Regions from separate parts of the Homo sapiens genome. Here region 2 is linked to region 1. The links are chromatin loops, found by intact Hi-C in ENCODE. Cell type or tissue: Caco-2. All regions are shown on one strand. Links, peaks and the distances in the headings refer to the core of each region. The heading gives the core; the rest is flanking DNA. Region 1 overlaps LOC105378920 (a long non-coding RNA gene). Region 2 holds the start of LINC01762 (long intergenic non-protein coding RNA 1762).

Region 1 (15,439 bases), core at 4,351-12,350:
GGCTAGAGCCACGAAGGGTAGGCAGGGTGGGTGGATTTGGGGGTAGAGGAGGGCCTGGAGCCATACAGGAAAAGGCAGAGTGTTTTTGGCAGAACCATGATTGACTGTGTGACTGTCACACTCTTGGGCAATGGCTTACCAGTCCCTACGCAACCTGGAGCCCCACCACCTCTCCCAGGACAGCTGCTCTTCTTTGAACAGCTCAGGCCTGCTCCTGACTCAGTGCCTTTGCGTTTGATATTCCTTTCCCAGAAACACTCTTCCCTTGATATTTTGGAGGCCCACTTCCTCATCTTGATGTTTTCAAGCAGGTGTTACCTTTGAAGTAAGGCTTTTCTGATCACCCTGTTGAAAGCCACAATCTGTCTCCTCACCCCAGCACTCCACCCATTTCCTGCTTTAGTTCTCTCCAAAATAGTGATTATCACTGACACTGTATCAGTGTTTCTTAAACCTGAGTACTTATCAGAATCACCTAGAGGGCTTATTAAAACAGTCTGCTGAGCCCATCCCCAGATTTCTGATTCAGTAGATCTAGGGTTAGGCCCAAGAATTTGCATTTCTAAAAAGTTCCCAGGTGATTCTGATGCTGCTGGTCTGGGAACTCACTTTGAGAACCAGTGTATTATAAATTTTATGTCTATTGCCTGTCTCTTTCCACTAGAAGGTAAGCTGTTTACAGCAGGGATTTTTTGTGCTTTGTTCACTGTTGTACTTCCAGTGTCGGAATAGAGCCTAGCACATTGAGAATGCTATCTGTTGAGCAGAGAGGCAGATGTGGGATGCTGGTGTGCAGTGTGAGCTAAGTTTAAAAAAGAAAGATCAGACCATATCCTCGCTAAATTATTATAGAAATAATACTATATTATTATGAATATAACATTTATTTTAACAAAAGCAATTACCAATTACTGAATGTTTCTACTGTGTCAGGCCATTTAACAATGAGGTTGGGAGATACTGTATGCTTTGCTTTGCCTCAGACCACACAGTACGTGTAGTAGGTGACTTAGGTCTGCCTGACTCCAAAAAGATGGCCTTAACCACTGTGCTACAAAGCTGTCTAATGATGGACTTTTGAACTTTTTATTTCAAAATAGTTGTAGATTGACAGAAACGTTGCAAAGATGATACAGAAAGTTTTCATATACTCTTCATTCAGCTTCCTCTAATGTTAACAACTTACATAACTATGGTACATTTATCAAAACTAGGAGATCAATGCTGGCACAATACTATTAACTAAACTTCAGATTTTATTCAGATTTTACCTGTTTTTCCACAAGAATGTCCTTCATCTGTTCCTGGATTCAATCCAAGATGCCATTGTCTAGCAATTTTTAGAGACTTACTACTTGAGAAACTTAAATGTGGGCCTCATGAAATCCTGATGATACAAAGATGAGGAAAACGCAGTACAGCCCTTGAGGTGCATATGACAGGAAACAGATCCAGGAGTAAAGGGGTTCTCCTGGGACAGAGGGAAGCTCAGGGTGTTCTAAGGGCCAGAGCAAAGTGGAAAGGCAGGCCAGCCTTGGAGTTTGAGAAGGCTTCCTGGCAGTCAGGCAGGAAGAGCAATGTGAATAGGTATTGAAAGTCACTGAATTTCAGCAGAAGGAAAGGCCAGAGCGTGATGGTGGTTCAGGAGAAGCAATAGGAAGAGACTGGTCAGGAAACACCAAGAACTGAGACATTATCCATTGGTGCTGGGGACTAATGAGGCTCTCTTCCAGGGTGCCAACATAGTGAGCTATTTGTTTGTATTGGACTCTTCTGGCTGGAGTGTGTAGGCTAAATGCTTATCTTTTGATAATAAACCTAATTGTTTATATAAGCCTTCCAATATCTTTTTTTTTTTATGTAGAGACTGAGTCTCGCTCTGTCACCAGACTAGTGCGCAGTGGCACCATCTCAGCTCACTGCAACCTCTGCCTCCTGGGCTCAAGCAATTCTCCTGCCTCAGCCTCCCGAGTAGTTGGGATTACAGGCGTGCCACCATGCCCAGCTAATTTCTTTTGTATTTTAGTAGAAACGGGGTTTTGCCATGTTGCCCAGGCTGGTCTGAAACTCCTGAGCTCAGGCAATCTGCTTGCCTCAGCCTCCTAAAGTCCAGTGTCATTTTATTATACAGTCATGCACTATATATATATATGTGTGTGTGTGTGTATATATATACATATATGTATATATATACACATATATACATATACACACACACACACACACACACACACACACATATATATATATATATATATATATATGATGGTCCCATAAGATTATAAGGGAGCATATGTAGAAATCTGATATATGGGACTTGATACTGGCATTGCAGCTCAAGCAGGGGAAATGACTGATATTCAGCAATTGTGCTGGGACATTTGGTTTTCCATATGAAAACATATATAAATAAAAACATATATACCATCTATGTTTGTGTAAGTACACTCTATGATGTTTGTTCAAGGACTAAATTGCTTCAGTACACATTTCTCAGAATGTATCCCCAGCGTTAAGTGACATATGACTGTACTTATATATGGGAGGCAGTATAAGATAGCAGTTAACAGCACAGGCTCTGAAAAGAAGCCTCCTGGGTTGAAATTCCACCTGACTCCACCTTTTCCCACTGTATGACTTGGAGAGTTACTTATCTTTCCATGCCTTGCTTTTTCCCACTTGTGAAATGGGAATAACACCAATACCTATCCCACAGTGTTGAAAGGATGAAATGAAATGGTGACTGTAGGCACTTAGCACAGCGTCTGTACACAGTAAACAGTCAATGTCAACATCAGCTATTATTGTACAAGTATGTGTCTATTTCACACCATGTCTGTATTTAGTAGATGAAAGCCAAGATACCTGAATAGCCTGAATACCATTTTCTAAGAGCTTTCATATATATAGTCTCATCATACCTTCAGCATGATTATTGTACCTGTTTTATAGACAAGGAAAGTAGAACATAGCAAAGTTAAATGACAAACCTACAATCAAGGAAAAGGGCCAAGTCTTTTATTTACATTCCCAGATTTTTTATGCCACTACTGGAACATTGACCAAGGTTCATTAACATAAAGGAACAGTTAGAAAAATAATGAACTGTCTGTTCTTTGGGTCCTATCTAGAAGATAAGCCTTTATCAGCAGTTTTACTGCATAAAATATTTTATGAGTCTGCCTTCTGTGGTGAAATGTCGGACTTGTGAACATTTGAGCAACCTGCAAATGCAGACTGATTTCGCTTGCAAAGGGCCAAAGAACCCCCAGGGTTTGACAAATTGTTAGTTGTCATAAACACAGCTCACAGATTTGGCCCTTGGAGATAAGTCTTAGGGGTTGAGCAGACAAGAATTAACTCCCTGTGTAACTTCAGGTGAATTGCTTAACCTTTAGGATTCTCAGTTTATTCATCTGGGAAGTGGGCATTCTAATATTGGAGGTATAAAAGACACATGCATTGTACAGACCCTGGCATTCAGACAGCATTCATTAAGCGGGAGTCATCTCTTCCTACTCCATCCCTTTCTCATAGTTGTAAATTATCTTTGGCAAAGGGCATGAAATAGCATAGATGTGCAAGGAACTCTAAACAATATAATTTTACCAGAGGTGTTAAATGTAAGGCAGGAAGAGACTTTAAAAATCAGTTTTCGGGCAGATAATAAAACCAAGATGTGTTTTTCTCCATTAAAATCTCTGAGAAGTCAGAATCAGCAATTGGATGCTGTAGTTTTCACTTTAACTACATTTGAATTTTATTGTGCTAATGAGGACTGAAATTTTGATTGCACTGGTGACTTCAAGTGTCTCTGGTGGTCTGGTGTCGTTGTGGAGGACAGTGTGGACTGCTATGCTGGACAGACCTCATCAGCAAGGGAGTCCTGACCATAGCAGGCCTCAGCTGACATATACTTGGGCTCAGAGCTGAATGCCATGTCACCTTATGTCTAAAATGTGTTCTGGATGTTTCTCTCAGTGAGGTTTCAAACATATTTATGTGTGCGTGTATATATACGTGAGCATATGTGTATATCTGTGTATGTATATATGCATATGAAAGGAAAATATATCTGAAATAAATATATAAAAGAAAAGAAATAAATATGTATATGAAAGGAAATAGCTGGCAAATATTGCAAGACAGCTAGTCACCAAATTCATATTCAAGGATCTTATACAACATCTGTGAGCTGTCCTACCTTCCAAGCTGAATTCTCAAAGTGACAGTTCTTAGAAACACCACTCCTTTTCTGGTTAAGTGGGTCCGTGTTTCAGAAGGAGCTCCCATTTCCAGCGCCTGTGACAAAGCTGCTTTTGATCAATATTTGAACAGGCTCCTGCGCAGGCAGGGACACACTGAGAGGCACAGGTGCGGATGTGCATGTGGCCTCTTCCCATGGCCCCTCTGGCCTCTCTAACTATACTTGGAATAAACTGCCCAATAGCAAACATTCATTGGAGAACAGATCAGTGTGGCTGAGGCGACACTAGCCAGCCAGTCTTTGCCTAGATGTGTTATCTGTGCTCCATAGTCTCTGGGCTAGCTGGTGGTTACTAGTCACTCAGCAAGCACATTTAGCTGTGCACTGAAGCTGGCAGGAGCTGACAGGACCAGGTTTCATTTTCCTGCAGGGACTGGCCACTCTCAATTGGCTTTCTTTTAATATTGAACATGAATTTCAGATCTGTTCCCAGCAATGGCTGAATGGGGTCCTCATCTTTCCTGTGCGTTATGCTCCCACCTATTTCCCCATTTCATGTAGTCCTAGGGCTTTAGCTAATATTTGCCAGTAACTGGTGATAACCAGAGTGTTCACCTTTCCATGCTAGACACATTTCTATATGCTGACCTTCATAGTGGGAGTGGGCATCTGAAGACCCATATTCCAATTGTTTTTGTTTCTACCCAACTAAAACTCATAGAAAACTCATTTAACGCTTTTTCATCTGTTTTGAAATCCATTAAATAGAGATTATTATCCCTGCTCCATTTACCGCCTAAGAATGTGGTGGAGATAAAATAGGATCACATATATAATAAGGTAGCTCAAAAATTAAGAGGCATGCAGAAATGAAGGTGGTGGTACAGTTGTAACAGGGAAGCTTAATTGCTTTGGATTCCACTGCTGCAGAGTTCCCGACTACTTAGAGGAAGCAGCACAAAAGTGTACCTTTGCCCTGTTATGAAAAAAAGGATTTGTTAAATAATTGAATGATGTGAAATAATATATGAGGAATATGTATAACCTACTTATGAGAATGATAGGGTTTCATAAACTTAGCAGCAGTCATTTACAAATTAAAAATTCATGAGTCATTCTTCTGTGTTCTCCATAGTAAGTAATGGAATACCTTGACATAGCAACACTTAGCTGTGAAAATAAAAAACATAGCACTAAAAGGGAACTTTCAGTTCATCTAACCCCAAAACCTCGTTTTACCAGTGATGAGACTGATTTTCAAGGATAAATAACTTGTCCAAGTTCTCTCAATCTGCTGGAAAAACAAAAAAAAACCAAAAATTCGTGTCTGCCACCATTCAGGCTGACTCCTTTGTTGGCTTGATTAAAGATCAGTTTTTCAGTTCTGAAGGACTAATTCCTGTTTCCTTGTAACGGGAACTTCTACAGAAACACAGACTCACCAGTTATGAGAACTTGAATATTGCCTCCCTTTCTCCCTCGACCAACAGTGGATCCAGGTTTTATTGGGGGCCTGAAGCTTTTTAAATTTGGAGTTTCCTCTGTCAAAAAAAGAACCAAAATTATAAGTTAAGAATTAGGTACAAATATGAATGTTTATCTGTTTTAATTTTTTTTTTTTAAGAGACGGTCTCCTTCTGTCTCCCAGGTTCGAGTGCAGTAGCACAATCAGAGCTCACTGCAGCCTCAAATTCCTGGGCTCAACGGATCCTACACTTCAGCCTTCCAAGATGCTGAGTCCACAGGCATGTGCCACCATGCTTTGCTAATTTTAAATGTTTTTGTAGAGACAGGGTCTTGCTATGTTGCCCAGGCTTGTCTTGAACTCCTGGCCTCAAGCAATTCTCCTGCCTCAGCCTCCCAAAGTGCTGGGATTATGGGTATTGAGCCACCATATCTGGCCTTATTAGATTGAGAGAATCACAAGAAATTAAAAATTTTAACGTGTTGGCACAAATATCACAAATCCAGAAAAATAGCGAAATATTTTTATTAGCTCCCTGCCACTGCTCCAAAAACCTTTTTAAAAAACATCTTTGGGTTGCAAACTCTTTGATTACTTCTTTATTATAATTTTGAGATGTCACTACCTAAAGAGAAGAGAAAGATAATTTAACATTTTCTCTGGAATGGTTGATCACAAATTTTTTTTATTACTGATACTTCTAAAAAATTGTCTTTTAGCTTTCCAACTTGTAATTGGGAATGTCATGAAAAAAATTTTTTTTTTTTTTTTTTGGGACGGAGTCTCGCTCTGTCCCCCAGGCTGGAGTGCAGTGGCGCGATCTCGGCTCACTGCAAGCTCCGCCTCCCGGGTTCACACCATTCTCCTGCCTCAGCCTCCAGAGTAGCTGGGACTACAGGCGCCCGCCACCACGCCTGGCTAATTTTTTTGTATTTTTAGTAGAGACGGGGTTTCACCGTGTTAGCCAGGATGGTCTCCATCTCCTGACCTTGTGATCCGCCCGCCTCGGCCTCCCAAAGTGCTGGGATTACAGGCGTGAGCCACCGCGCCTGGCCGAAAATTTTTATGATTGTTTTCAAATTTGAAAAAAAGTCTATCATTTTTGTCATATATTAACTGTTCCATATATGTAGGTACACAGGTTTATAGGGCATGTACTCTGCCATTCTGCTCAGAGCACATGTGCTACAAACGTAGGAATTCTCATAAACTATTTCTCAAAACTCTCATTCAAAATAACAGCAAAAGGGGCTAATTTTTTTGTAATTGTATACACTACATTTTCAGGCATCTTTATGATAAGAGAGAGTTTGCAGTCTGATGAGGTGTTGTGAGAACTGAATCTTCCACTTACAACTTTCCACATCTGCTGTTTGAAAGAATTCTCTATATACAATCTTTGGCTTGATACATTTCAGACTTTATTTCTCCTCCACTTTCCATCTGTAACCGGTGCTGGGAGCTGAAGGACACGTTCTCATTTCCCCATGACCTCCAGCCTCGCATCTGATACTAAGCAGTGGGTGCGTCAGCACAGCGGTGACAGGGAGTATTTCAGAAAGCCATTTGTGCTCTGGAATGGCTGGCAGTAACATAACTATGCGTAGAGGTGGCTGTGACCTACACAAATATATATCTTCATGAACACAAGCTAAACTTGTCACTCATTCATCTTTCCCTTAACTGCATTCCAGAAATGCCTGCAGCCCCCTCCAATGCTGCCCCACCCAAAGAGTTATGTGAGGGAGTGGGAATCCGAGTGAAAGAGGCCGCATTCTAAATCGCAAAGCCTTATCAGCTTTGCAAATTTTACAGTGACAGGTGACCATGTAAACACATTGGCAAGACTCCTCCAGGGCCCTGGAAGGGGCCAATGCAAGGGACAGGTCCTGAGGTTAAGCTTCATTGACCTCATGGTGAAAGGGAGGTCTCTAGTCCATGGAAGAGAAAGAGCTATAGCTCTCAACATTCTGGACAGAATGTAGCATGCAACTGCAAGGGCAGAGTTGAGGCTGTTGTCTGGATAAACTGAGAAGCAAGAAGTCTCAGGTGCTTAGTCCAGGTCAGGTCAGTGGTTTCACCAGCAGTTTCCAGCAGAGGTAACTGCAGTAGCGTGCACTAGAGTAGGCGTCCTGCTACATTGGACTGCCTGGGAGAGAGGGCCTTGTGGTGCTAACTGGGTGTCATCATGTCTTCTGTCCACTGAAGCTCATCCTTCATGGGCCAAGACACCAATGAAAAACCAAGTTACCAATTCCTTGAAATGATGTCACTAAAAAGCAATCACTTTGTTACAATTTAAACATAATATTTGCATCTAAATTTGGACTATTGCATCCTAACAAATATTTATGTTCTGTACACATCAACTAATATTAGAGACAGTCTGGTGAACAAAGAGAGAACATCTTATTAAAAGTAAAATTCTCAGCCAGATGTGGTGGCTCACACCTGTAATCCCAGCACTTTGGGAGGCCGAGGTGGACTTCAAGACCAGCCTGGCCAACATAGTGAAACCCCATCTCTACTAAAAATACAAAAATGTGTCAGGCATAGTGGTGCGTGTCTGTAATCTCAGCTACTCAGGAGGCTGAGGCAGGAGAATCACTTGAATCCGGGAGGCAGAGGTTGCAGTGACCTGAGATGGTGCCACTGAGCACTAGCCTGGTGACAGAGCGAGACTCCATCTCAAAAATAAATAAATAAATACAAATAAAAGTAAAATTCTCATGGTGGTTCAGATCCCACACGGACAGCCATTGTCCTGGGGTCCCGTTTCCAATTTATCCTAATGGTGTGTTTTACGATATGAGCTTGAAGAAAAGTAATAAAAAGTTTTTTTTTAAGTATTCTGAAATCTGATTTTTTAATCAAGTCAGTTCGGTGTTTGACTCTCTATAGAACTCAGACTCTTAGGGCAATGAGTCCCATCTGTGTCTCCTGCTTTCCATTCTTTCTTCAGTCTCCATATTTGCATTTCTGCCCTATTACAACAGCCTTTTAATCAAGCTCTCAGAATCCGGATCTCGCTCCCCTAGTCCACCCTATACTTTGTTGCCACTTAAATCCTCTGAACTGGCCTTGATTAGGTTCTCCCTTCCTTGCCAGCTTCACTGGCTCTCCCCTGACCACTGCAGGCTAGCGGTGGTGCCCAGGACGCTGTGTCCATCCTGCAGTCTTGAGGGGAGCACACTGAGGACAATGCTGCCACAATGAGGATGGCAGAGAGGAAAAATGGAAAGAGCCTCAATCACGGAGACTCAGTCAACCCTGGAGCTGCTCTACCTTGGGACTTCTTAACGTGTGTAAAATGACATTTTCCTCATTGTCGAAGCCATTTTGATCATTTTCATTTGTAAATGAAAATTTACATTTTCTGTAAATTGTAGCCAAAAGCATTGAAAATTACAGAGCTATTTTGCTAACTTGGGCAGGAAGAAGGAGCAGGATATACCATGTCCACTTGGTATTTTTAGACATCACATAGAGATAGTACATAATGATGGAAGAAATACATGCAAAAAAGAAGCAGTTATGAAATCAGTCCCTATGGAGCTAAAGTAGGAGCTTTTCTAAGGCAAAAGTCTGGGTTTATGAGAGGTGTTGCTGAGTAAAAAGCAACAAGAACTCTGCAGAGGTTATCTGTGGCTTTGTTCTATTGAGGACTTCTTTTGCTCTTCCTTTTTGCTCTGTTCTACGGGGCATCATTCCTTGTGATTCAGGTAAGGCTGAACCTGTCACAGGAGTGGGCTGGAGAGGGAGGCCTGGCCAGCAGGACGTGGCACCCCTCAAGCCACAGTGATTGGTTGAGAAATAGGCATGTGGATTTTCACTAAGATTTGATATGGTTAAAATAGACCCTGGGAGAAAGAAAGGGTGCTCCTCTCCCTACCCCCGGGGTCATGGGTCGTAAGGTTTCTATCCAGAGGAGAGAGCCCTGTGAAATTAAAGCCAGTCAGAACTCAGAGGAAAGTTGCACTGAAAGATGGGGAAGATAGAGCCCCTGAGTGCAGCCAAGCCTGAGGCCAAAGTCTACCTTTAGACTTGTCATGACCATGAACACATTTTGTCCTTGGTGTGCGTGAGTCAGTTTGCACTGATTTTCTGTCAGTGGAAGAGGGAGGCCCTGGATCTGCCATTGTGATCAGAGTGAGACCAGGTGGAGAAAAATGTGCAGGAGATAAGAAACCGTGAAGGCATCATGAGGCCTGCTGCAGTAGTCACAGCCTGATAAGTAGACAAGCACAGGTTTGGAACTGATTTGAGTTTTAATACCAATTTTGTTACTTACCACATTGATGAATCTGAGAAGGCCACTTACACATTCTGAGTCTCAGTTTTTTCATCTATAATATGGGAAGACACTACTACTTGCCTTACAAATTTGTTGTTAGAATTAAGACAACATATGTAAAATACCTAGTACAGAAGCAGGCAGATAATGCTCGCTTAAGAGATGTTAGTTCCCAGCATCATAGAAAACACGTATCAAAGTTACTGCAATAAAAATGTTGAAATTTACTACAAACGTTCTTCGGATTTTCCTTTCTCCTTACCACCTTTTGCTTTTATCTCTTTCTCTGGCTATTTAATCCTAGTAGTTTCCATTGAAAATAATAGCTCCCATTATTAGAACATGTACTTTGTTCTAGTACTTTACATACATTATCTCTAATTTTGACAGTTATGAATCAAAGCAGGTAGCAACCATTTTACAGGTTGGGAGACGTGTGTTCAGAGAGATTAGTGACTGGTCTACCCTGTTAGTATAAGACAAAGCCAGGACAGCATTTTGATGCAGCTGGTGGGGGAGGAGAAACCCCAGTGGCGTTGTTTACTGTTGGAATTTTTCTTTCTCAGGAGAATTATGAAAGACATACTGTTGTTTTAAATTTCAAACCACAGTTACCTGTGTAACTAAAGAACCTGTAAGTCCCTCAATAGGAAAAAGTGGAAACTGACCCAGAGGATGCCAGACAGAAGGATATATCCAATTGCAGTTCTTACCAGCATACAGGTAAGAGAATGTTCTTGAACTTCACATAGGTTAATCCAAAATTGAGATTTTTAGATGAAATTAATTCCAATTAAATTAAAAAAATACTTTAGAATTATGGAGGTAGAAGGTGAGATGCAAGCTAAGTGGACTTTTCTTTCATTATTATAAAAATGTGCAAAGCCCAAATATCTACCATTATCTTCACGAACCCCTTTCTCCCTTCCCACTGCAATCTGTTTTTTCTTTTTTTAATATAGGTGATCCAATTCTGATCTGCTTCACTGTCTTCATTAGGGCATAATGAAACTATTTTTGTTCCTATGGAAACATAAAAGCTGCAAAGACATGTCCGAGGATGTTGGTTGCAGTCTGTTTATAATAACAAAAAAGTGCCTGTCTTTATTGCTGATGTCCAGCAATAATGGGAGTATTTCCCTAAGTGGAATGCTATGCTCCAGCTAAAAGAAGAGATAGGGCTATAGGTACTAACATAGGATGATGTTGACAATATATTCATATGTTTCAAAAGTTAAGTTGCAGGATGATACTTAGGATATAACCTTATTTTTATATAAAAATAAAGAGAAAAGAATTTTTATAAAGGAAAAACCTAGAAGGAAGAACACCAACCTATTACTAGTGGTTATTGAATTATCATTTGGAGTGGTATCACAAAGGACTTTTTTTGCTTTAAACATTTCTATATAATTGTGAGATTAGGGCCTTTTTTTTTTAAACAACGAGCCAGTTTTATTTCTATATTCAGAAAATAAAATTAAGATTTTTTAAAGTTGAAATTCACATCAAATTGATCAGTACTCAAGAGGGTATGATAAGCTATTAATTGATATTGTTGTGAATATTAGTCTCTGTATTCTATATACTTTGTCCTGTGTTTGTTTCCACAGCCCAGAATCATTTTTCTAATTATTGACTGTGTGTGAAGTTTTCCCCCTTGCGTAACAGCCTGCTGGCCTTGGAACCCAGCCACTCTGTCTCCTGATGTACTGGCGCTTCCTTTGTCTTAACTTGGAAAGATCCCACCCAGGGTATTACAGCCACTTTGTTCTTCTATCTGTAAGATATCAATATCACATCTATGGTTCCCAAGTACAATTAAAGCAAGATTAAGTTTTTAAAAAATTGGCCAGGTACTGCGGGTCGTGCTTGTAATCCCAGCACTTTGGGATCACCTGGGGTCAGGAGTTTGAGAACAGCCTGGGCAATATAGCAAGACCCCATCTCTATTAAAAATAATAATCATAAGTTTTTTTCTCCCTGAATATTTAGATCAGATACTTACTTTACCTTCATTCTCTAACATGTATTCTGCACCTGCCTCTTGCCAAGCACTTGATAGGTGAGGCACAGTCTTTGTGCCAAGGTGCGGAAAGCATCCTGGTAGAGACAGACAGGTGGGCAGCAAGAGTGACAACACAAGGTGACACCTGTATTGTTACATATGCTGTCTTAGAACCCAAATGTGTGTCTGTATTAGATGCTGGAAGGGCAAAGATGAGTAAGATATGATCCCTGACCTCTAGAGGCTTATAGTCTAAGCAGATATCCAATAGAAATATGATACAAACCATACAGGTAATTTACATTTTTCTAGTAGTCACATTAAAAAAAGAAATAGAAGAAATTAATTTTAATCATATATTTAACTCAATATTTCTCTAATATTATCTTGTTTAATTTTTATTTTTTCTGTTTCTCTTTTTTAAATTTTTAAAAATATGTATTTATTTATTTATTTGCTTATTTTGGGGACAGCGTCTCACTCTGTTACCCAGGTTGGAGTGCAGTGGCTCAGTCATCGTTCACTGCAGCCTCAACCTTCTGGGCTCAGGCAATCCTCCTGCCTCAGCCTCCTGAGGAGCTAGGACTATAGGCACCTGCCATGATGCCCAGCTAATTAAAAAAAATTTTTTTTAGATACAGGGTCTCCTTGTGTTGCGCCAGGCTGGTCTCAAACTCCAAGTGATCCTCCTGCACCTAGGCCTCCCAAAGTGCTATCATAACAGGTGTGAGCCACCACACCCAGCCTATAATATTATTCCACCATATGATCAAGAGAAACATGATCATTGAGGTATTTTATATTATCTCTTTCATACTATTTCACATGTAGTATGTATCTGATATTTACAACACATCCCTATTCAGACTAGACACAGTTCAAGTGCTCAGTAGGCATGCGTGGTCAGTGGCTACCACATTGAACAGGGCAGATCTAAGGGGAAGATGAACTTATAAATAGATCATTTTGCAACAACATATTCAGAGCTCCCATAGGGCATGCCTAGCCTAGGTTGCGGTGGGGGATAGTCCTCACTTACTGGGGTGGGATGTGTGGGGGAGGGGGGAAGGGTCAGGGAAGGCTTCCTGGAGGAAGTGGCATGTGATCAGAGGTAGCCAGATGCACTATGGGAAGACCATGTTTAGAGGTGAAATAGACCTGAAGATGTGCTCAGTGGCTTCAAACACTGCAGTGCATGAAGGGCTCATCACTACTTTGGTGGTTATAGCTTAAAAAGTAAAACAGAAAAACATAATTTTTTTTTAAGGGACGCTTTTAGAAGATAGGACAGGAATGAGGTAGAAGGGGAAGTGCAGAGGAAGGCCAGTAAAGAGGGAAGCTTTACTACTCAAGGGTAAACTTGACCTGAGACCAGAAACATGAGGAGCATTTTGCCTGGGCAGTGCCCAGTTAGTGGAGGGCAGGCCGGATTTCAGCCCCTGGTGGGCCCCGCAGCCAGGCCTTTTATGGATTCCATGGGCTGCACAAACTTCTATGGTGGCATTCATTCTGCTGTTCTGTTATGCTGCTCCCTCTTAGGCTGGGCTGTTTCTCCACATTTGCATGAAAATAAGTGTACTGGAGCTGGTTAGAGAATGTGACTCTGATTACTTTTTTCTGGGGTTTGTCTGTAGGTATAAGTTTCTAAGTGTGCTTGAACCTTGCTGAAGTGTCCCATAAGGACCAGGGAAAAATACAGTCCATGCCTTCTGGGGGCCTGTCTTTCCAAACACTAGCCTTAAACTGGCACTGCCATTTGAAGGGCATCTGTGCTTACAGACCTGGAGAAGGAATGCCACGTGTGCTCAGCATGTGTCTAGGCTGCGGTTATCTGAGCAGGACACCAATCCACTGTGCAACCTTCGACCAGTCACCTTGCCTCTGTGCGTTTCCTCTCCTCCTCTGTGAAAGTTGAGGTTGGGATAGATGACAAAGCTCACGGTGTTGTGACTAGGAATCTGTAACTAACTGGAGCAAACTTGCCCTTAGCAAACAATGCCCTAGGCTGTCCCCAGTCTACGGCCCCCAACCATGACACACACAAAGCTGAACATTTGGTCCTCCCAACCTCTCCTGAACAAGTGCTTGCTGAAACCCAGGGAAATCCGGTTTCAGAAATTTCCTTATGCAACAGTTTTTCCTCACTTTACGCTGCTGGTGCTTTAAGAAACACAATATTGGCAAAATGGATTATGCTCAGAATAATTCCTAAGAACTGGATGGACCAGTTTGGTGAGAAGCCCAGGGCACCTTCAATTAGGGACTGGCATCTCTGTCCTCCCCCAGTGCTCCCCTCTCACTGGGGTGTAATGGGATGACAACCAGGAGTCAGGCTAGGTCACAGGATGAGAAGTATGCACTGGCTGAAGCCGCCTGGGACAGCTGTAGAGTACCCTCGCCTTGGCCTCGGCTCACTGAGGCTTTAATAATGCAATAATAACCAGCTTCTAAAGCACACAAGGCTTTTAGAAAGAAGGACATAAAAGCAACTTTGTTCTGTTCTTGCCCAGAACAGCACACATCCACAGGTGTTCCCACAGAAGCTGGCCACGTGGCTGCGGCTGTTGTTGGATTTCCCCCCTTCTCCCTTACTGAGGCGCTATAGATAGCTTAGAATGAAAACGGCACCCAGAAGAGACACTTTAAAAAGAGAGGAGAAGGCCGGGCGTGGTGGCTCATGCCTGTAATCCCAGCACTTTGGGAGGCCAAGGCAGGCGGATCATGAGGTCAGCAGTTCAAGACCAGCCTGGCCAACATAGTGAAACCCCATGTTTACTAAAAATACAAAAATTAGCCGGGTGTGGTGTCACACACCTGTAATCCCAGCTACTTGGGAGGTTGAGGCAGGAGAATTACTTGAACCTGGGAGGCAGAGGTTGCAGTGAGCCCAGATGGGGTTTGAGGGTGGGGAGAGAAAGAAAGCAGAAGAGGGAAGAGCAGACTGGTGAGCTGGATGTGCTTTCTGCTGAGCGCTTCTCTTCCAAAGACTGCTGGCCCCTGCAGGGTGCTGCGTCCACTCCATCAAAAAGTCATCATCAGCCCGGTGTGACCCTTACTGCAGTCAGAGCGTGGGTGGCTGCACAGACAAAACCATTTCTCCTCCATGCTCTGCATTCGGCAGGCCTCATCACTGCGTATCCCGCGGAGGGGCAGCCAGTGCTCAGCTCACCCTCCCTGCCACTGGGACCCTGCCCCGCCTCCCTCCTCTCCAGCTTCCCCACCCCCACTTGCCCAAATGCCTAGGTTATATAGTGGCTTCTTCATCCCTAGTTCTTTCATTTTGTTCTTTGCAGAAGGAAAACCCCTCTGCTTAGGGTGGAAACCACTCTCCACTATGTAAAGTCCAAATTGAGAACTGGATGGTGGATGGGATTAACCCAAATGGACCCACTTCTGCCTCTTGTGTTACAGAATGAGAAACAGAGGCCAGAGAGCAAAGTGATGGGGCCAAGGAGACATAGCTGG
Region 2 (15,439 bases), core at 4,191-12,190, 160 kb before region 1:
GTTTGCCAAGTAAGCCAAATCCTAGATACAGTGCACAGCAACTCTGGTTATTAAGATATAGATGGAAACCCAGGCTGGCAACTATAGTCCCAGCTACTCAGGAGGCTGAGGCAGGAAAATTGCTTGAACCCAGGAGTTCAAGACCAGTCTGAGCAACACAGCAAGACCCCATCTCTAAAAAACAAAACAGTTCAAAGCTTTGAGGAGGTGGTGAAAGCCTTTATTGGTGTTAAATACTCCATCTCAAGAGCTATAGAAAGATCTTAACTCTTCCAGAGAGGCCATAGCCTCTGTGTAAAGCACACTGTGTAAGCTCCATGAAGGACACCCAGGAGGCACGCATGCCCAGAGAGGAGCGGCACCTGCTCCTCCCCTACCCTGGAAAGAGCCAGGCCATGATTCCTGTGGAAAGTGCTGCACCTCACCCAGCTGTGAGCAACCTCTTCCTGGGTCCTTGGGGGTGGGGAAACCAAATCCCTGGGTTTGAGTAGTATTTGGTCTTTTCCAAGAGCCTGTGTCTATGTCTGCTTGCTTTTTGGGTTAGCTCCAGCCAATCCCTGTTATCTTTCACAGAGGAAGAAGTATCCAGCTGTTGGGGAAAGTCCCAGGATCTGGGGCCCCGGGCCAGTTACAGGGATGTTGGGTTATGGCTGCTCTTTTCTTTCACCTATTTGTCTAGAAATGCAAACTATTCAGGTTGCCCATAGCAAAGAGGCCAAGGTTGGGAAGCTAAGGCATGGATGTGGTGAAGGAGAGTTGGAGGAAAAGGCTCAAAGAACCTCTGTTGGTTTTTGGGGGGTGTGACTTCAATCTTGTTCCTTCATTCCTACGTGGCCGAAGAGTCCCCTTGAGTGACCTCACCTTCACCCAACCCCCACCCAACCTGCTTATTCACCTACACTGACACCTGCCCTTCAGTAAGAAGCCCCACCCTCCCCAGAACACAAAGTTCTCCCTAGAGTCTGGGAGGAAGATCTGGGGTGTGAAGGGATGAGGGGAGGGCAGTCAGGGCTGGAAGTGAGAGGAAGAAAGGGATGGTTTTATTGCTCCTCTCTCGTACTCTGGCTCCTGCCAGAGCTAAGGTAGCAGGTTTTAAAAATGAAATGAAAGCAGCTCTTGCTTGTTAGAGTTGGTCATCCTCTGTAGGCCCCTTTGACTCGCCTCTCTCCTTCAATAACACCAACTCCTGCGGCAACATTTATTGTGTGCTCACGGGGGCCAGGCATTTTGTGAGGCTCGGGGCTGGGAGTTGATGCTGTGTTGGGGTCAACAGTCAAGGGGACAGCTAAATTCCAGCACAGTGAGGTTTGGGCCACAGTGAGTGGTGGAAATATAAAAGCTCCCCTCTGAGAATTGGAAAGCATCATATTTTTAAACAACTGTTGCTGGAGTTTACCTTCCTTCTTAAAGGAACCCCAGCTGCCTGTTCCCATGATGCCACTGCTGGAGTCTCAGCCCTGAGGTTGGGCAAGCCGGGGGTTGAGACTGTACCTTCTCTGTTTACTGAAGGTGTTCCTGTCTATCTTACTGCCTATGCACTGTGGTCCCCACAGCTGAAAGTCAGTAGGCAGAACAGCTGGCCCGGTAGGACCCATTTCTTCAATGAAACAGCCTATGGCCCAGACAAAAGCCCCTGCATGGGTGGGTGGAGGCTAGGATGCTCTGGTGAGCCCCTTGGACGCCATTCCTGTAGTGGTCACATTGGAATCAAGTCCATTCACCGATGGTCTTAATGTGGACAGAAAATTGAATTTATTAATGGTAGATGTAAAAATATAATCAAACATTTCCATCCATATCATTGAGTCCTATCCAACAATAAAAAGGAATAAACTATTGATACATGCAACAACGTGGGTGGATCTCGAGGCAGTTATGTGGTGAACAAAGCCTATCTCAAAAGGTTACATACTGTATGACTTCATTTTGTAACATTTTTTAAGTGAAACAATTATAGAGATGAGGCACAGGTTAGTTGTCAGGAAGGAGCAAGTGTGGCCACAGAGGACAGCACAAAGAGTGGCTTGTGATGAAACAGCGCCACACAGGTGATAAAATTGCATAGAGCTACACACACACACACACACATACACACGCACACACGCGCACACACACGAGTACTTGTGAAGTCTGAATGAGTCTGGGTTGTACCAATGTCAGTTCCCTGGTTTTGATAATGTATTATAGTCATGCAAGCTGTTACACTGGATTGGCCTAGTGAAGTGTCTGTGGGACTTTCTTGTCAATTTTTGATTGTGGTAAAATATACATAACATAAAATGTACCATTGTAACTATTTTTACAGGCGCAGTTTGTTGGCTTTAAATATATTCACATTATTATGCAACAAACACCACCATCCATCTCCAGAGGACTTTTTATATCTTCCCATACTGAAAGTTCATACCAATGAAACAACTCCTCATTCCCCTCACCTCCCAGCCCCTGACAGACACCATTCAAATTTTCGTCTCTTTGAATTTGACTACTCGTATAAGTGCCTCATCTAAGTGGAATCACAGAGTTTTTATCTTTGTGTAACTGGCTTATTTCTCTTAGCATAGTGTCTTCAGGGTTCATCCATGTCATAGAAACATATCAGAATTTCCTTCCTTTTTAAGGCTGAATACTATTCCATTATCTGTATGTATAGTAGCCCATCCCTGCTTATCCACAATTTTACTTTCCTTAGTTTCAATTACCCACAGTCAACAGCAATACAAAAATATTAAATGAAAAATTCCAGAAATAAACAATTCATACCTTTTGAACTGTGAGTAGTTCTGAGAGGTATAATAAAATCTTGCTGAATCCTGCTAAGGGCATGAACCCTCCCTTTGCCCATCGTGTCCACTCTGTCTACACTCTCCACCCAGTAGTGACTTAATAGCCATCTTTGTTGCCAGGTTGTCTGCCCCAGTATCGCAGTGCTTGTGTTCAAGTAACCCTTATTTTACTTAATAATGGCCCCAAAGCACAAGTGTAGTGATGCTGGCAACTCAAATATACCAAAGAGAAACCATAAAGTGCTTCCTTTAAGTGAAAAGGTGAAAATTCTCGGCTTCAGGAAAGAAAAAAAATGATATGCTGAGGCTGCTAAGATCTATAGTTAGGAATGAATCTTCTATCTGTGAAATTGTGAAGGGAAAAAAGAAATTCGTGCTAGTTTTGCTGTCACACCTCAAACCGCAAGTTACGACCACAATACTGGTAAGTGTTTAGTTAAGCTGGAAAAGGCGTTAAATTGTAGGTGGAATATGTGAACAGAAATGTGTTCCCACTGACAGCAGTTGGGTTCGGTACTATCCACAGTTTCAGGTATCCACTGGGGGATCCTGGAATGTATCCCCCCAGGATAAGGGGGGACCACTGTACCACATTTATCCATTTATCCATCGATGGACATTTGAGTTGTTTCCACCTTTTAGCAACCTTCTGTGGATTTATAATTCTTTGAAAATAAAATGTTAAAAAATACAATCAGAAATGAAATCTATGAATTGGCTCACTCTTTCACCTACTGAGTATGTAAACTAGTGTTTGTTGTTGACCTGTTGACTTTTGTACAGTTCCCATCACAGAGACGATTTAAGCTTGGTAGGCCATATAGAACCTGATTTTTTCTTTCCTGCTTTTAAAGAAGCAACACGTATGATTGTTCAGAGGATAGTATGTGATATTCAGTGAGCTTTAATTAACCTGGCCCATGACACTATATACATGCTTAGATCAAGAAATAAGAAAGGAAATTCAGAGGTCTCTTGCACTGACAGGTGATTTCAGGAGAGACAATGACATTAACATTGAGCCAGCTCCTGACTATACAGAATATGAAGCCATTCTTTTTTTTTTTTTGAGATGGAGTCTCACTCTGTCACCAGGCTGCAGTGCAATGGCGCGATCTTGGCTCACTGCAACCTCTGCCTCCTGGGTTCAAGTGATTCTCCTGCCTCAGCCTCCCGAGTAGCTGGGACTACAGGCGTGTGCCACTATGCCTGACTAATTTTTGTACTTTTAGAAGAGACGGGGTTTCACCATGTTGGCCAGGATTTCTAATGCAACCAGGTAAAAGTAATTAGCAGGAGAGGGGAATGCTTGGCTTTGGAGGACTCATTTGCATTGCAAAGTATTTCCCATTGGTGGCTTGGCCAGGCATTCCTTTGTCCAGCCGTGTAATGGTCTCAAGACTGCGGAGCATGTTCACGCACAGCATGGACACCACTTCATGTAGGGGCACTGGACTGCCTAGAGTTGGAGGAAGGGACCCTGTGAGTAAGCATGACCTCATCCTGGGAGCTGCATGGCGGTGGGCCTGCAGGTGGGGAGGAGAGGGTGGGCGCTCACAGGGCAAGACAGAGGCTCAGCAAACAGAATGTGTATTGTGGCTGACGCCATTGTCATCTTTCCAAACTTGTTTCTGAAAGGCATCACATGGAGAGGGGATGCTGACAGGGATGACACAGTCCCAGCTCCAGAAACACCGTCAGCTGAACCCAGGGTTTTTTCATTTTTGTGTTTTCTCATGGAGGTTTAGGGGCTTAGTAAACCCCTTTATGTGTATTTTTTTTCTAGGGATAAACCCCATACCTTTCCTCAAATCTTCAAGGTCCATGACCTCCCGACATGTAGAACCTTATGCTAATAACTGCTCCTGGGAGACCTCTCCTCAGGAACTGACTTGACCCACCTTCCTACCAATGTGGCAGGAGGAAGTCCCTAAATGTGCTCGAGCCTGTTTGATCCAACCCCTGTGGGAGTCCGTGTTCCTCTCTCCCCACTTTGCCCTGTCCTTCCCTTGTTCTTCTCTTCCTTCCCTGTCCTTCTTTGGCTTTGCTACCTCTCTTCCCTTCCCATTGTTTTTCCTCCCCCCTCCTAGGTTCTCACATCGCTTTCCTGTTTCCCTCTCCTGCAATATGGATTTGACATATTAATCATTACAGCAACTGCTAAAATTCCACTGTGCTTCATTAATCCGGAGGAAAATACCATGTCAGCTGGTAAGTGCTGTAGGGTATGCTCATATGTTTTTCCTGGGGTCCATGGTAGTGGAAATTTCTCCATTTCTATGAGTAACAAAACAGGAGGCCATATGGAAGGCCACGGTGAGCACGGGTGGTGGATGGACACAGGGAGGGTGGGAATGTGGGTGGGCACCAGTCCCTGAAGGCATTAAGTCACCCATCACGGACCCTGACAGACCCTGGGCTGTTCAAGGACTCTAGTCAGAGAGGTTGAGTTGTAAAATCCTATTATGGTTGCCAAGACCAGAACAGTGTGACTTTAATAAGGTTAAAGTTTGGCATTTTTACAGCTTTCATTATGATAAGGTTTTCAGTCACATGACGGGGAAAGAGCTAGAGAGGGTCCATCCAAACACAGCCGGTCAGACCTCAAGGTCTCCTGCCAGCTCCCCAGGGGTTCCTCATGCTGCAGGGCCGGCTTTCTAGCTGCAGTTTCTGCCCTGCTGGTGGAGAAAGCCTGCTCCTATCTTTGGCCTCTGGGACTAATTGGGGAAATGAATTCAGGCAGCTATTTTCAGACAGAAAGAGCCCTTGGCTGACTTAGAAGCAAATGCCCCATTCTTTGGCCAAAGGTGTCACCCTGACCTTGGTCAGCAATCAAGCCACCAGCTACAGTGAGAGCAGAGGAGACTGTTCTCCTCCCAAAGAACTGAGGGGGTTCCATGCTTTGGTTAATACCCTCCAGCCTAGAATACATACTCTATTGTCCATCTGGATTTGTCCATCCTTCAAACATCTGCTCCTCTGGGAGGCCTTTCCTGATTTCATCCTCCCTTCCTGGCCCCAGGAAGAATTCATCCCTTCTCACTCCCATGGAGCTTAGGCCATACTTCTCAAGCAGCAGCTATTTCAGTGCCATGAGTTCCTTGAGAAAGTGCCTTCAGCCCCACTAGACCCGTAGCTCTCCATTTACGATTCACCTGTGCCTAGTTTTTCTTTGAATACTCAGCCCATAGTACAGTGCCTAACACACAGTAGGTGCCCATAAATGTTGACTGAGAGAAAAATTTAGCTGAAGGCACATCCCTTACACTGGGAAGAAGGCTTAAATGTCATGTCCTCCATGCTTGGATCATCTTTGCCCATGAAGAACAGGAGAAGGTATAATTTCGAAATAGGTTACTAGTTTCTCAAAGTTGGAATTTGCATGGGTTCCTGTATCTATAGCATCTACCATCATGTGTCCACTAGTGTAAATTTCAAATGCATTAATGGTCTCATCTATATCCATTGTGTCATAATGTCGACTCATTTAGAAAATTCTTTATTCAAACTGGACAATTCAAATCAACACCATCAATTATATAACTACCCTGTGTCACAGCCAGCACTAGGCCATTCAGAAATACAGAATTAAGAAGTCCCTGTCCAAAGGAGTAGAGTCTAGTCGCCAAAGAGATATAGTCAAGTGTTAAGTGCATATGAGGTCATGGTTTGCATGCTGGCTGTGTGCTGTCATGCAGGCACACAAAGATAAGGGCACAGCATGTTCCCTTGAGAAGTTTATGGTCCAGCTGAGGAGCTAAGCCATTCACTAATAAAAAACACCAAACCGCAGCTGAGCATACTCAGGTATACAGAGATCCCTTAGACCACAGCTCCCAGGATCATGGCGGGTAGCCCCTCTCTGGACCCACAGGTGTGTGAGAACTACCAATGGGAGAAGAGCTTGGCCCTTCCTAATGCTTGGAGTCTGATGGACTCCAAAGGCCACTGTGTTTTGGTGCAGAACTGGAGTTTTTCTCATGGGCCTGGGACTGACCTGAACCATCAGTGCTGCTATGGAGCGGAACTGACTCTTCGGCTAGGCCCTGAGAGACCCCCCCATCAGGGCTCCTTGGATGAGGGATGCCCAGGCCTGGGCTTGACCTCCCAAGGTTATTTTGGACCATAATGAGCCCTGCTTCCGGCACACCCTCGGCTCAGAACCAGCCCAGAACTTCACTGGATGCTACAGGAGGCAGGAGCATTGGTGGATGACCTTCAGAAGTGGGCAGTGCTGCTTAAGGGGGAGGGATCACCCCCACTTCACCTCCACAGCACGTAAGCTTTGCAATTAGAGACCAGGGACCAGTAGAACTTGGAGGATGGCAGCGTGACACTAGAACTGGCCTCCCACGCTGCTCTGACTGGCTTTCCCCGAGTACTGGAGATGTGAGAAGATAGTCAAAGCCACCGGCAAGGGGTTGGGGGCTGAGAATTGTCCCCTTTGCTTGACCAAGGGCCAAGGGACAAAGTAGCAGGGTCCAAGGAGGCACCTCTCTCACATGGAGGGGAATCAGGCTCTATCACTACAGAATAAGTGTCCTCAGTTGGAGGCCCTCCCTGCCCGGGGGAGGGAGATATCCTTGGCAGTGCCGCTCCTGGCCCCCACAGTTCTCTCAGCTGAGCCGAGAAGCAATTCTCCTTTGCCCCTGGCCACTCCTCACTCGTGAGTGGGGAGCGTGACTCACATCTGTGGGGAGGGCAGGCACAGTTAGGTGAGCCTCATTCAAATGCCAGGCAGACGCAAATAGCACGCTTTCCTATGAATAGCTTCCCCAGCTGTTCTGCGGGAGGCTGAGCGCGTCCTTATCCAAAGTACATTTGCCCTGTTCTTATTTATGAGCCGAATCGGGAACCATGGGCTGCTTACCTTTGGCCCCTCAAGGCCAGCTTTGTGTTCTTTGTTCTCTAAAGTCTCACCCAAGTGAAATATTAACTGGTGGTGGGACAAAAGGGCCTGGTGCCTCTGAAGGCAGGGCTGGTGGAGAAGGATGCCTGGAGGGTGTGTTGTTCCCTGACCTGGAATTTTCCATTCCTCTTGTGCTCACATGACCAGGGCAGTGCTTTCTTCAAGTCACAAAATGAAGATGGCTGCCAGGGTGGCTGGTGCTAAAAAACCAGATAGTGGTGGCCATGGCTGTTAATGGCACCATCATCACTGATGATGATAATCTCAGTGGTACAGCCTGATGGAAGCTGTTAGGCCTGAGTGCCAGGAGGCCAGGGCCGTGGCCATGGCTCTGCCTCCACAGCAGCCTGGAGAACCTTGGGGAAGCCACTAGATGCCTTGGCCCTCTACTCCTCAGCTGTAACACGGGGAGGCTGGGAGCACAGAGGTCCTTTCCTGCTCTGATGATCTCTGCATTTATGAACTGCATTGATAGCTGGTCGCAGTAGCTGTATTGCTTTATCTGTGAGGAGTTATTAGGGTGCATCCTCCACTACCTTTGTACCTCTCTTTCCCTTCTCTCCATCTGCCTCACTGTTTCTTGGCCTCATTCCCTTTATCTCATTTCCTTCATCTTTATCTTCAGGCCGAGGACTTCTAAGCTAGACTACACATTGATTCAGTGTCTTTTGAATCAAGAGGGCCCACCTCTGCCACTTTCTAGTTCTGCCACTTCCTAGCTATGTGACCTAAGCCAAATTATTTTGTTTCTCTGCATATCAATTTCTTCATCTATAAAAAGGCAATCGGGTTAGGGCTTTTGTAAATATCGCACATAGTGTCTTGTATGTGAAGGCTCCACGGATAGAAGGCATGGCATGTTTAACATGTGAAAATTGGCATACATAAAGAACTCATCTTTCTTCCCGCAGACCTCCTTCTGTCTCTGTTTCTGTTACCAGGGATACTCTCCTCCGAATTATTGGGGTTTGGGGTTGATGTCAGCTTGCCTTTTTTGTCCCCTTGTTCCCTCCAGTATGTGTCTCCAGAAGCCTTCCTTTCCATTCCTGTGGGGTCTGACAGTTGTTGGAAGAAGGCCTGCAGGTCCAGGGCCGAGCAGGGGCCTCCACCGTCTGCTGAGGTGGGGATACTATCTTTGGGAATCACTGGAAGTTTTACTTACACAGGGACTTTGCCTGGGGGTGGTGAAGGGATTGGTTTAAATCATTGTTGACTGGCCAGGATTTCCTGAAGGTGAATGTGGACCTCATTGACTGGGGCCAAACAGACCTGAGTACACTTTCTTGGACTTGCTGCTGACCTCCTTACTGTCCAGAGTCTACCTGGTGCGTTCATGTTCCCTACACACTGCAGGTTGTGCATGAGGATGTCTTTCAGGGTGACACTGGCTTGAAAAGTTAAGGGAGGCAGCCAGGTGCAGTGGCTCATGCCTGTAATCCCAGCACTTTGAGAGACCAAGGCAGGCAGATCCCTTGAGGCCAGGAGTTCTAGACCAGCCTGGCCAACATGGTGAAATCCCATTTCTATGGGTGTGGGAGCCTGCACTTATAATCCCAGCTACTTGGGAGGCTGAGGCATGAGAATTGCTTGAACTCAGGAAGTGGAAGTTGCAGTGGGCTGAGATTGCGTGACTGCCCTCCAGCCTGGATGACAGAGCGAGACTCGTCTCAAAAAAAAAAAAAAAAAAAAAAGAAAAAGAAAAGAAAAAAGAAAGAAAGAAAAGTTAAGGGAGGCAGGTACTTCCAGAATAGCCCATATTACTCTTTGGGAAAAAATTTTTTAAATTGCTTCCTCTAGAAGATGTCGCTCTGTGGGCACATAGCTTAGTGGAATATAAGCTGGGTTTCAGTACCCACTTGCCCCCTTAGTGCAGAGCCTTTGTGCAAGATACAACCTGCCCAGTCTTAAGTGAGTCCTTAACTCCCATTCCAGACCCTGGCACTCACTCATTAGATTCCAAGTTCCATGAGGACAGGGTCCATGTCTCCTTCATCAGTGAGGTCCCAGGGCCTAGCAAAGGGCCTGGCACGATGCAGATGCTCAAGAAATATTGCTGGATGTTGAATGAATGGATGAATGAATGAACAATGCCTTGTAGCTAGGAATGCCTGGTGTAATTGGTACCAAAGAGCTCTGAGGGCAATAAAGTGGGGCAGTTAAGAGCAGGTGCTTTGGAATCAGAAAAGACTGAGTCTGGATTTTGCCCTACCTCTTAATAGATGTATGATCTTAACTGAGTCTGACTTCCTTCATCTTTAAAATAGGGGTGTAATAACACCTAACCCATTAGTGTTATAATGAGGCTTCGATGAGATGATATATGTAAAGCACATATATTAGTGTTTGGCCAATGGTGAAGTTGTAAATGATGCTTCCTGGAGAGCACTAAGGATAGCATTTCCCCGGGGGCCTCCCCATCCTAACTGCTTTAGGGTTCCCATACCAAGTAGCCTTCCCAGTCATTCTCAGTATGCATCTCGGATATGGAGTGAGGCAGCTTGTGGCTGCAGTGATTTGTTTGCTCTTGGCACCCATCCACATAAACTTACTGAGGCTTCAAAACCCATTAGGCACTCAAGCATTCAGTGCTTCATGCATTTCCCAGAGAATGCTTGATTTTTGTTGCTTAGATTACAAATATGTCCTACGATTTACTGCTTCCCATTACTGTACCCCTACTTACTCTTTTTCTTGGTCTTGGATACCTGCCACCATCATTTAGCTGATCTCATGCTATCAGCAAAGGCAAGGAAAACAATAGCTTCTCTACAGGACTTTGCCCTCCCACAGCCTCAGGGGCCACAGATCCTACATGCTGGGCTAGAAAACACATGTCCCCAGCTTCTGAAGATGTTCACTTGAGAAATATAATACAGGCACACACTCACTGCTGCTGCATCTGTTTTTTTGAAGCCCACAGCAGCAGTCCAGCTGAGAGCACATCAGGATGTCTATCCTTCAGCAGTGCTGCAAGTGGGAATTTGTGAAAGGCTCTGCTGAGGAGCTGAAGAAAAGTTGCTAAGTCAATTCAGACTGGAGGGGGAGAAGTGGGAGAGGATTTTTCTATCACTGGTTGCATATGTCCTTGGGGACTTAAAGATGATCTTGACTTTTTTCAGCCTGAAAATTTGCTATTTTAAAACATCAATGTTGGCTCATGCTAATTCACCAAGAGATCAAGTGACTTTGCAGGGGTGGGCAGGTGAGGGGGAAGTAGGGTGTGGTAGAGGGGAATGTTTATGGAATAATGAAATGGACACAGGATGGGGGGTGGTGGGGGGTCAAAAATATAGGTTTAATCTCTGTTTTGTCAATGAGTGGTTATGTGATCAGTTGATGCGACTTATCAGCCAGGGCCTTTGTGCCTCTATCTGTCCTATGGGAGCAACACAGGGATGTGCAGAAATTATTACAGGCCATAGATTTGAGTGTGTTTGCAGCACACACGGGGTGTGAAGCCACTGCCCCCACAGTTGGCCAGTGCAGGCAGTATTGGTTCTACAGCCTCTGCGGTGTCCAGGGGATACTTCTGAGGAAGGGAAACAGAAAAGAGAGCTGTAGAAGATTCAGAGCCTTATTCCAGGCAGGTGCTCTCCTCTTGATGATTCAGCCAGGGAGCTTGCCCTTCCTGTCCAGATGACAGGATTTCATGGCAGGCATTAAAACGCTTCTTCCATTATAAAGCAAGTCAGTTGTGGGTAGAAGGGAAGGGAAGGATGGAGCAGGCTCTGGAGAACATGCAGCCCTAGTGTGGATGTTGGGTGAGATGGCATTGAAGCACAGGGAGGGGGAGGTGCAGAATGCTCAGACTGCTAGAGGAAGAAGGGAAGGCAAAACTGGAAAGGGAGGTGAATCAGGCAAGCAGAGTGAGCCCTCGGGATACGCAGCTGAGCCCTGGTGATAACTGACATCCAGCTCCTGCAGAGGGAGTCTGAGTTTCCCCTGTAATCTGTGTATCAGGAAGGCAGAGCTCACGGGGTGGGGGCCCCCAGGTCCGGGAGCTGTGGGGGCAGAGTGAAAAAACTCAGCAATCAAAATAATTGATATTTTAATAAATAAAAATTAATGCAATTAATCATGATGCACTAAAAAAGTTAAATAAAGACAAAATGTGATCCTGTAACTTGTATGACTTGGTCTCACTCATCTCACCCTAGTCTGAGCCCTGTTGGCTTTTACCTCAGCAACTGAGCAGCATTTTGATGAAAACTTTTCTATTCAACTCATATTTCTCAGAGACCCTGCCCATGGTGTCTTAGTCCATTTTGTGTTGCTAGAACAGAAGAGCACAGAGTGGGTAATTTATTTAAAAAAAAAAAAGAAATTTATTTCTCACAATTCTGGAGGCTGGAAAGTCCACTCTCAAGGTGCTGGCATCTTGTGAGGGCCTTCTTGCTGTATCACCCCCATGGCAGACAGTGGAAGAGCAAGAGGGTGTGAGAGAGGGAGAGGAAGGGGGCGGAACTCATCCTTTAATGAGGAACCCATTCCTGCAATAACTCATCCACTTCCCCAATAACAGCATTAGTCCATTCATGAGGGCAGAGCCCTAATGACCTAATCATCTCTCAAAAGTTCTACATCTCAACACTGTTGCATTGGAGATTAAATTTCCAACACATGAATTTTGGAGGACACATTCAAACCATAGCATACAGTAACTTCAAAATGATTTACTCTTTACCGGGGTAGTACCATTAGTGACTCCAAGTAATCCTCTGATACTTTTCTTGTTAAAGAAATTAAGTATACATAACATTTACACCCATTTTATCCCTGTTGGGGGCAGTCCACGACCCCCAGGAATATGCATGCTGGGTAAAAAAGGTGCACTGTAAATATTGGAAAAAGAATGCTACCTGATTTGATGCATTGAAATATTGACTTGTAGCTAATTGTTTGCAAATGGTTTTATTTGTATATGTTCAGTTTCCTGCCTCCTCATCAACCAGATATTAAAGGTTAGGGTCATTCATTCATTTGTGCATTCAGCAAACATTTATTAAGCCTCTATTATGTGCCAAGCATTTGCTTGGTGCAGGGAATACAGAGGTAAATGACACAGGCCCTGATCGCCCTGATCTAGGAGTGCCCAAAGACTGATGGGGGAGATACTTGAAGGACAGTGAGGTTGATGAGGATGATGTTCAAGGATTTTCACAGGATGTCGCAGTACACAGGGGTCGAATATATAACAATACAGAGAGGGCTCCCTAGCCTGTAGGGATGTGTGGGTACTAGAACTTAGCTAAGGGAGGAGAGGAAGAAAATATTTCAGGCAAAGGCAACTAAATGTGTAGGGCAATGACTTCCTAGCACCCTCAGGGTGCCAAGGGATAAAGTGGCCAGGGGCCATGCCCTCAGCACACCCCCTACAGGCCACTCCCAATAAATCTACATCCATTTAAAAATACTAGGCCTAATATGCTGGCTGGCTGGATGCCCCTTGTTAGTGTATGTGCAGCACCCTGCCTTTCCCACAGCATTTATCCCACTGCCTGTGGCTGCCAGCATCCTTGTCAGTGTCCCCCATTGGACTATTAGCTCATGATGTAGGGATGATTCTGTCTTGCCCAATATTGTAATACCAGTGCCCAGCACAGTGTGCCGTTCCAGTAAGTGCTCAATAAAACATGTGTTCAATGAATGAATGAATGAATGAAAATAAATAAATAAATAAATAAATAAATAAATAAATGGAGGTAAAAGCAACAAGTTCAAGGACTCCCAAGTCACTTAGCACCTGGATTCATTTATATTCCTTTTATGTTCTTTTAATATTATCTAATGTGTAGACTCTGGATATAGCCAGTGTCCAATATACAATTTTAATGAATTATGATCCATCGACTGGGAACACCAGACCCATGGCCTAGGCCTTAACTAAGAGCTGGGAGACCTCTCATCTTCCCTCTCCTGCCAACAGGGTCCATATGACAATCATTACTTGTGGGATGAACCTATGAGGTTAATAATTATATTCTTCTCAACATGACAAACTGCCATTGTCTTTTATGTTTAGCTTTCAAAATAAAACTTAGAGGAATTAAGAACAATATTATACAATCATGGATAACATCAATGCAGTAATTAAAGGGTAGGTTAAAAATTCTCTACTTCAATATTTTCTACCCATTCCAAGCAGCTAACTAATAGATATTTTAATGAAGTAAATATATTATTTATTAGTTTGTAACATTCAGACTATAGGGTTGATAATACCACAGTCTAGAGAAGTGCAACCTTAAGGCAGAGATGATGAAAGATTCCATAATTGTTAAATCCTAGGACTTCCATTTACTTTTTGTAAATCCCTGGGCAAGTTACTTATTCTCTCTGAGCATTTCTTCATTTGTAAAATGGAAACAGTAATACCTCACCTACTTACCTTAACCAGAGCTATTCTGGAGATCAGATGACACAATGAAAGTCAAGACATTTTATGAACCACAAAGTGCTATACTAGTATGAAGAATTATTATTAGTTATTTGCTGGATCATATTCTTACAAAAAAGAAATGTGAATAGTAATACAGGATTCAAAATTGCTAGATTTCTAGAGACACGGCGTGGTAGATAAAGTGCCCTTCTGCAACCCTTCTTCTACCAACCCAGACCTAAAGACTAAAGAGATGGGAAAATTGATAGCCTTCTAGAAACTTCGCTTAGCCATCTGCAGCAGTAAACCAAGACAGTGTAACTATTTGACTGAAGGCTTGGAAACACTCAAAACTCTGTCAAGGTAATTTTGCTATAATCTTAAGCAAACAGGTCTGAATGTAATGCCCCATTAGAAAGCAGGAACCAATGTCTTCTGTTTTGCTTTCCCAAGTCAACTGTGAGGTGGCACTGTGCCTCAAGTGTGTTCTACAGGGAATTCACACCAAAATTACCTGTAAATTGGGTAGAGGATATTGTATGTGGGGGAGAGGGGAAGGAGGGTGCTGTTAAGATGCACATTCCTGGGCCCCACACCCCAGAACCATGAATCAGAATCACTGGTGATGAGGGCTAGAAGTCTGAACTTTTAATATATACCCCAGGTTTCACAACAACTACTTTTTAGAGTCTGTCTGATAACAATCCACTTGGGGGCATCTCTTCATCTTAAGGCTAAAACAACTTTGGAAAGATTTCAGAGAGGAAATAAATAATTTAGGGGAAAAGGACTTCTTCATAAAAAAATTAAATATGTATAGGATTGGCTGTATGAAGTCATGATTATGGTTTATAAATATTTGAAAGGCACAAATTCAAAAGATAGAATCTAAATGTTTTAATTCAGGTACCAGACGGCATAAGTAGGAGTAATGATGAAATGACATAAGCAAAGAGAACTAGGGCCAGATATCAAGGAAAACATCCTGACAGCGTAAAAAAAAAAAGTTATAGAATCATTTTAAATGGTCAAGTTAACCAAAATATTAATCCATTTAGTGGAAAAAACCAGCTGGGCAGCAGTTGAAAAAACAACCAACTGAGTGGTTAAATTCTCTCTCTCTCTCTTTTAAACTATTGTTTTGATGTTTGAAGCTTTCTGATCCTAAGTCATAGAAATCTAATTTTTACTTAATAAGTAAATAGGTGACTCATGAAAAATGTTTTGGGTAGGAAGTGCCTGCTAGTCCTAGCTAATATCTAGGTTTAGGAGAAGCAGAAAGTAAGCATAAAACTGCCGGGAGCGTCATTACCTCCCCTTCTGGGAAGAGTGTGACATTCATTGAGAACTACGTGCCATGCTCTG

Evidence for each region. Peaks named below come from ENCODE experiments on the same cell type or tissue, not always from the same donor. Only the 100,000 strongest peaks of a DNase experiment are listed, where the experiment ranks them.
Region 2: a loop joins it to region 1, with 9 times the contacts of the local background. A loop is called at or near these places in 2 of 110 quality-filtered maps.

The regions. Positions count from the first base shown.
Region 1 is chr1:116,310,933-116,326,371 of GRCh38, reverse strand. LOC105378920 (a long non-coding RNA gene) reads left to right here. Exons shown (of 5, transcript XR_001738197.2): 3 at 10,533-10,689. Among named protein-coding and RNA genes, the nearest start is that of ATP1A1, 55 kb to the left of the region's middle. In Caco-2, for the core only: no CTCF peak of the experiment used is centred there; DNase peaks (open chromatin) are centred at 7,381 and 9,781.
Region 2 is chr1:116,467,610-116,483,048 of GRCh38, reverse strand. LINC01762 (long intergenic non-protein coding RNA 1762) reads left to right here and starts at 4,223. Exons shown (of 4, transcript NR_125972.1): 1 at 4,223-4,268; 2 at 4,877-4,997. It overlaps LOC112268235 (a long non-coding RNA gene), which reads right to left and starts at 3,827. Exons shown (of 2, transcript XR_002958352.2): 1 at 1-3,827. RefSeq lists enhancers at 4,219-4,778, 7,645-7,789, a cis regulatory region at 7,711-7,724 and a silencer at 11,499-11,734. In Caco-2, for the core only: no CTCF peak of the experiment used is centred there; DNase peaks (open chromatin) are centred at 5,415, 6,535, 7,648, 10,500 and 1 weaker place; H3K4me3 peaks cover 270 bases.